Linked DNA regions of Homo sapiens: region 2 is linked to region 1. The links are chromatin contacts, found by Hi-C or POLR2A ChIA-PET in ENCODE. All regions are on one chromosome and are shown on one strand. The core of a region is the stretch at or near the end of the contact, and the rest is flanking DNA. Distances in the headings are between cores, read along the strand shown.

Region 1 (3,862 bases), core at 560-3,059:
ACACTTGTATGTACACAAATATACTCATGCATGTTTTTACATCATTTGATGTAGACATCAAAATAATATCTACGCCTCTCAGACTGACATTGAGCGTTGAGAGTGGAAGCTGGGGTCAAGTCCTAGAGGCCCCCTGCTGTGGATGCATCAGCCTCCTTATATCCTTATGGTGTGGGGGGCTGCGTAAGCAACCAGGGTGGTGCCAGGGCATGACAGGAAGGGAAGTTGGTGTGGCAGCCATTGGCCACCTATTACAAAATATTTTTAATATTTTTAAAACCATGGATTCAGTAACATCTGTGCAGACCGGCATGTAACTTCTGAATATCAGCCCTGTGCACACTCACTCTTGCACATTCACACGTTTGTCCACATACACTCATATTCCCACAAATATACAGCTCATTAACCCTCACATGAGAGCTCACCACACACCAACACACACTCACATGCGGTCAATCACACTCAAGTATGATTACACCCACTGACACACACTCACAGACACCCAGATGCACACACACACTCACACTGTAATTCCCACTGTTGAGCATGGCCCCAGAACATCAAATCCAGCTCTACTCCTGTGACCTAGTGACTTGTCCTCTCCCCTTTCTCCAGGCCTCTGCCACATTCCAGCAAGGATGTCTCACCATCTGGCTTGAGTGAAATTTCCACAGAACAGAGGTCTCAGGATGAAGAGTGTGATGCTGAGGGCTTCGAAGGGGGTATGCCTTCATCAGAGAAGTGCTTGTATACATATTCTCTTTATTCTGCTCCAAACAAAGAAATTCCATGGAAGATGGCATGGTAGGGTGCAGGAAAGAGAGTACCTACACATCTTGGAGTGTGACAGACCTGGGCTCAAATCTCCTCTTCCTTACTTTTGTATTAATCTTGGCCAACTTAACCTTTCTAAGCTAAAAAATGAGAATAACTTGAACTTCAAGTCCTAAATTTGAAGCTCAGAGTTTCTGACAGCAGTGGTGTTCTATCTTTCCCTCATGCCCTCCTCCACAAGCCCCAGGGAAAGGGAACCCCACTGCTAGATGCACATCCTGCTGTGTATGCCCAGGTTGTGGGGAGCAGGGGGACCCTAGCTGGTAATGGATTTCTGCAATGAAGCTTCAGCACTCGGCAGTCAGTCATCCTTTGAAGGAAGCCCTGCCTGTGGGTGCGGCCAGCTTCAGTGTGCTCCACCATCTCCTGCAGGTTTGTACGTGTGCCCTGGCAATCTGACATTCCTGGGAGAATCACAGATGCCTGGCACTGAAGACGCCCTGGGCGTGGCTTATACCCACCTATGCTGAAACTCCTCCCAGTCACTTTGGGGCTATCAGTTCGGCATGCCATGTTTAAGTGTGTTATTGTTGTCTGGGGGTCTTGTTCATACGCAGAGAACAGTCATTGTTTTACCCCAGACTCCTGACCCTTGATATTTGGTCCTCTGTCTTCTGGAATTTTTATGTCAACTCTCAGGAATTAGACTATGCAGCTTCCATCTCACTCTTAAATAAAATAAAAAGGGAACCATTTTCCCTGTCCTGGGCTCTCCAGGCAGCCCTTTGGCTCAAGTCTCCTCTGCCACCAAGGGCCGATGATGTGTGTGACATGAATGCTCATCTTCGGTGGACTTAGGAGACACTGGAGCTCTGAATTAGGAGCACTGGACAGAGTATATGAGAGCTGAGTATTGTCTTAGTTATTCTGCTGTTCTTCTGCGGGACCCAGGACAAGTCATTCCCTTTTCCCAGTGTCCTCACCTGTACATGACAATGTTGGACTTCCTGAACTATTTCTAAGCTTCTTTCAGTTCTGACTCTGTATGAGGTGACTCACGCTAATCTTTGTGTTTAATCTCTTCGCCTAATGATTCATCATCATGGAAAACCCTAAAAGAGGTAAGTCTGGGGTTGAAGGCCACCAGATGCTTCTGCATGGAGGCGTAGAGAAAGCTTAGCTAAAACATGCATCTGTATTTGAAGAGCACTCGGGCTTAGGACTAACTTTCCTCCCTCCAGGGAACCAACACATCCACCTTCCGGGGCCAGGTGTGTGTGTGTGTGTGTATGTGTGTTTAAGCAGCAATTTACTACTATAAGCAAGACACTATACTGGGATCTTAATACTTATCTTATATAATATACATTACTACCATATAAGTAAAAAATTTAATTTTGCAAATGAGGAAAGCAAGAACCAAAGAGGTTATAAACTTTGCCAGCTGAAAGAGCTGAGAGTCAAATATAGATCATTCTTGGCACAGAAAGACAAATACCACATGATCTACTTATGTGTGGGATCTAGAAAGTCAAACTCATGGAAGCAGAAAGTAGAAGGGTGGTTACCAGAGGCTGGGCATTGGGGAAGGACTGGGGAGATATTGGTCAAAGCAATATAAAATTTCAGTTTGATAGGAGGAATAAGTTCAAGAGATCTATCCTACAAGTGATGACTACAGTTAATAATGTATTATACACTTGAAAATCACTAAGAGTAGATTGTGTGTTCTCCCCACAAAAAAAAAAATCGTATGTGAAGGTACACATATATTAATTAGCTCAATTTAGCCATTCCACAATTTATGCATATTTCAAAACATTCTGTTGTACACAATAAAGATATACCACATTTGTCAATTAAAAATAAATTAAATAAAATTCCTTTAAAAATTTAAAAAGAAGAAAAAAGTCAACATTAGAGAAACTGGAAGGATATATAAAACCGCTTTGTACTATTTTGCAATTTTTCTGTAAACCTAAAATTATTCCAAAATAAAAATTTGTTAAAAATAACAAACAAATATAGATCTGTCTTTCATATAGGCCCACCCTTTTTTTTTATTATACTTTAAGTTTTAGGGTACATGTGCACATTGTGCAGGCTAGTTACATATGTATACATGTGCCGTGCTGGTGCGCTGCACCCACTAACTCGTCATCTAGCATTAGGTATATCTCCCAATGCTATCCCTCCCCCCTCCCCCCACCCCACCACAGTCCCCAGAGTGTGATATTCCCCTTCCTGTGTCCATGTGATCTCATTGTTCAATTCCCACCTATGAGTGAGAATATGCGGTGTTTGGTTTTTTGTTCTTGCGATAGTTTACTGAGAATGATGATTTCCAATTTCATCCATGTCCCTACAAAGGACATGAACTCATCATTTTTTATGGCTGCATAGTATTCCATGTTGTATATGTGCCACATTTTCTTAATCCAGTCTATCATTGTTGGACATTTGGGTTGGTTTCAAGTCTTTGCTATTGTGAATAATGCCGCAATAAACATACGTGTGCATGTGTCTTTATAGCAGCATGATTTATAGTCATTTGGGTATATACCCAGTAACGGGATGGCTGGGTCAAATGGTATTTCTAGTTCTAGATCCCTGAGGAATCGCCACACTGACTTCCACAATGGTTGAACTAGTTTACAGTCCCACCAACAGTGTAAAAGTGTTCCTATTTCTCCACATCCTCTCCAGCACCTGTTGTTTCCTGACTTTTTAATGATTGCCATTCTAACTGGTGTGAGATGATATCTCATAGTGGTTTTGATTTGCATTTCTCTGATGGCCAGTGATGATGAGCATTTTTTCATGTGTTTTTTGGCTGCATAAATGTCTTCTTTTGAGAAGTGTCTGTTCATGTCCTTCACCCACTTTTTGATGGGGTTGTTTGGTTTTTTCTTGTAAATTTGTTTGAGTTCATTGTAGATTCTGGATATTAGCCCTTTGTCAGATGAGTAGGTTGTGAAAATTTTCTCCCATTTTGTAGGTTGCCTGTTCACTCTGATAGTAATTTCTTTTGCTGTGCAGAAGCTCTTTAGTTTAATTAGATCCCATTTGTCAATTTTGGCTTTTG
Region 2 (3,862 bases), core at 550-3,049, 47 kb after region 1:
TCATGAGAAAACAAAGCTTCTCTGAAAGAGGCTTAACGTTCAGGCGCTGAGTGTGTTTGACTAAACAGGAATAACAGGGTTGGGGTAAAACGAGAATTTCAATAAGCTGATGGCAGAGAAGCTTTTGTTGGGGTGAATGAGGCAAGAGTTAGAGAAGGGCAGGAGAGAGCCCGCCCAGGGAAGGGACACAGGAAATCAGAAAGGAATTTCCTCTAGAACCAAGGTGCAGAATCGAGGAAGAAAATGAGGGAGACCAGGATTCATAGAGGAGCTTCCTTCCTCTGGGGAGGAAAATCCCAGGTGGAGCAGCAGGGTCTAGCCGAAGCCCCCAGGGTCTGTGGCTCCTGAGAGGTGGATTTGCTGAGGAGAGAAACCTGGACCCAACACTGAAAAAGAGCTAATGTGATGACAGAGCCCAGAGTTTAGGCATGGCAGTGGCCCTGGCCCATCCCAGAGGGAAGTGGCCGGTCAAACAAATGCTAGCAGAGAGGGAAGGACATGGGTGTGGAAGGGAGGGTAAGCCTCTTCTCCTTCATGAATTATCAGCTCACACCTCTTCTCAGCTCACACCAGGAGGCCTGGCACAGGACAGTGAATCATGCCCAAGAAACTGCCTTGTGGCTTCCTGCCTTCCTCCCTCCCTCCCTATCTTTCCTCTTTTCTTTTCTCTTTTCTTTTCTTTTCCTTTCCTTCCCCTCCCCTTCCTTTCTTCCTTCCTTTCTTTCTTTCTTTCCTTCTCTCTCTCTCTCTTTCTTTCTTTCTTTCCTTTCTTCTTTATCTATCTCTGTTTCTTTCTCACTTCCTTTCTCCCTTCCATGAACCTACAGCTCTATTCAGGAGAACAATGACTGTCCATTGACTTAACACCCATGATAACCAGGCACTGTGTGACGCTGAAGTAGAACAAGGGGCTTTCAGAACCTGGTGGAAGGAGCTGGGCATCAGGTTCAAGGGAGTAACACAGTCGTGGAACATTGGGAAAGGAGGAGCTATTCACATGCCTGAGATGTAAGGATGTCTGGATTTTCCAAGGGCCGCGTCTAGTAAGAGAGTGTGTATTGAGGGCAACTCTGAGTTAGTGACTTGAGGTTCATCCTGTAGTGATCAGAGGAAATGGCTGGTGTATGAACCTAGGGAATCAGCACGCTCCTCTTCCTATGTCACTCCTGGAGAAGAAAGATACCACAAGAGGCAGGGTCTTCAGGGCTGAGCCACAATGTCACACAGATCCAGTCAATCCTGCCTGTCCATCTCAATGACATCTACTATCCCTGATCAACACGGCACCTTAAGGCGCCCTTCACAGTGAAAGCAACTTATTTCCAAAGCAGGCATTTTGCCTTCCATTGCTCCTCCCAGGTCCAAATCCAGTAAGAGACTGAAAATCAGATGATTCACTTATTCTGCACCATCCCCATGGCCTCGCAGAACCAGAAATGCCTATTGTTATTTCCATGTCCACTTCAACCATGAGGAAGCCCAATAGGACTAATCTGGCTAAAGATTAGGGCCCAGGCCAAGAGGCCTGGCTCGTTCTAGTCCTAGGAGCATGGTACTTCCTCCTAATTTAATCCATTGCCATTCAAGAAGACCTTTGCCCACAGCAACCACACCACAAAGGGTGGACAGTGAGTCAGGCCCAGGTGACATCACTGTCAGAGCTTAAGTGACAAAAAATGTTAAGCCAGAGATACTTATCACAAAAGCTGGAATGAAGTTAGAGCAGTCTTTTAAAAAATCCAATTTTCTTAAGGCAGGGCTCATTTTCTATATAAATACCAGCTAACAAGAGACTCTTCACCAGATCCCAGAGGCTGAACACCTCGACCTTCTCTGCACAGCAGGTGAGTCTCCGCATTAGGAACACCTTAATATTCTCCAATAGTTTCTTTATTTTGATTGAGATCTCTTTGCTATGCAATGAATATATTTATTTTAAATGCAATAACGACTTTTGTTTAAGGTGACCTTATACATATTTTGACTTTCCACTCAGATTACAGGTGTGGAACTTAGGATCAGAAAAGGGGAGTGATTTCTGTAAAGGCTTGCTAAGTTAGCAAGACAATATACCCACTTCAAGAGCACTCTCCTGTCAACATGTATTGAAAATTTTTAATATAGAAGGCACTACATTGGCAATTTTGATGATCAAAAGATAAGTTTTTCTTTATTGCATGAATGTATAATCCATTAGAAAACATATACTTGACTAAAATTTGCAAACATACAGCATGGGGAGTGATTAGCAGAGAGGGAAAGCAAGTATCATGCTGTGGCAAAACGAGGAAGGTGAGAGCATCAGGAAGGACAGCCATGAGAGGTGGGCATGTGTGGGGAGGCAGCGATGATGTGGAGAGCCTGCCAGAGAGCATGTGCAGCAGGCACAGTGTGAACAGAGGCTCCCAGGTGGATTGTGGGAGCCTTAGGGGGAAGTTTAGATAAGAGTTCTCCTGGGAGAACTATCGCACTCTATAAGGAGGACATGAGTGAGTAGATTCTAGACTGCTGACCTTAAAATCTTTCCAACTTATGGAAAAACTGAGGTGTCACATCAATCTTCAGCCAATGACACACAGCCAAGAGTGGTATTAAAAGTGATTTAATCAGGGAAGAGCAAGAAACATGCATTTCTTTTCACTCAATTCCTCAGATGATCCCTGAGCAGCTGAAGACCAGAAAAGCCACTAAGACTTTCTGCTTAATTCAGGAGCTTAGAGGATTCTTCAAAGAGTGTGTAAGCGAAAGCTTCAGAGTATATATTTGCATATTTGTATGTGTTTTCATGTTGTACGTAGGTTTTTAGATGTACCAGGAAGAAAAGAAGCATAAAGAAAGGCTCCATTTACACGATGTGGAAGAAATCAACTTTACCTTATTCTCTGGAAGATAAGTGGGGATCACCAAAGCATCCCATGATCTCAAATTCAGGGAAAAAGAAAGAAAAGAGAGGCTCTCAGTTCTGAAGGAGAATGAAATGACAGATATTTGTCATTAAACTGGGCTTCATTCCTACTTAATCAAAGCACTGAATTAGCTGTTTTGTCTCTAGGTCCAGCATCCTTTGAAGCATGAGTTCTTACCAGCAGAAGCAGACCTTTACCCCACCACCTCAGCTTCAACAGCAGCAGGTGAAACAACCCAGCCAGCCTCCACCTCAGGAAATATTTGTTCCCACAACCAAGGAGCCATGCCACTCAAAGGTTCCACAACCTGGAAACACAAAGATTCCAGAGCCAGGCTGTACCAAGGTCCCTGAGCCAGGCTGTACCAAGGTCCCTGAGCCAGGCTGTACCAAGGTCCCTGAGCCAGGTTGTACCAAGGTCCCTGAGCCAGGCTGTACCAAGGTCCCTGAGCCAGGTTGTACCAAGGTCCCTGAGCCAGGCTACACCAAGGTCCCTGAACCAGGCAGCATCAAGGTCCCTGACCAAGGCTTCATCAAGTTTCCTGAGCCAGGTGCCATCAAAGTTCCTGAGCAAGGATACACCAAAGTTCCTGTGCCAGGCTACACAAAGCTACCAGAGCCATGTCCTTCAACGGTCACTCCAGGCCCAGCTCAGCAGAAGACCAAGCAGAAGTAATTTGGTGCACAGACAAGCCCTTGAGAAGCCAACCACCAGATGCTGGACACCCTCTTCCCATCTGTTTCTGTGTCTTAATTGTCTGTAGACCTTGTAATCAGCACATTGTCACCCCAAGCCATAGTCTCTCTCTTATTTGTATCCTAAAAATACGTACTATAAAGCTTTTGTTCACACACACTCTGAAGAATCCTGTAAGCCCCTGAATTAAGCAGAAAGTCTTCATGGCTTTTCTGGTCTTCGGCTGCTCAGGGTTCATCTGAAGATTCGAATGAAAAGAA

What was found. Hi-C counts contacts between places; a loop is a spot of excess contacts on that map. ChIA-PET counts read pairs that join two places held with the same protein, here RNA polymerase II (POLR2A). Pooled maps may share reads with other maps.
Region 2: a pooled map shows a loop between it and region 1 (5-fold over the local background). The contact joins the promoter of SPRR3 here to the enhancer-like site in region 1. A Hi-C loop is called at or near these places in 1 of 168 maps with a recorded cell type or tissue (PC-9) and 1 of 50 pooled maps. POLR2A ChIA-PET finds 5 or more read pairs at or near these places in 1 of 52 experiments (MCF 10A).

What each region holds. Positions count from the first base shown.
Region 1 is chr1:152,952,747-152,956,608 of GRCh38, forward strand. No RefSeq gene overlaps it. Among named protein-coding and RNA genes, the nearest start is that of LINC01527, 5.5 kb to the left of the region's middle. Within about 2 kb of position 1,810, at least 2 of the 41 ENCODE cell types and tissues checked have a DNase peak (open chromatin) inside an H3K27ac peak, as active enhancers do; they include PC-9, where a contact is called at or near this core.
Region 2 is chr1:152,999,950-153,003,811 of GRCh38, forward strand. It overlaps SPRR3 (small proline rich protein 3), which reads left to right and starts at 1,800. Exons shown (of 2, transcript NM_001097589.2): 1 at 1,800-1,844; 2 at 3,053-3,862. The coding sequence starts at 3,072. The coding sequence ends at 3,581.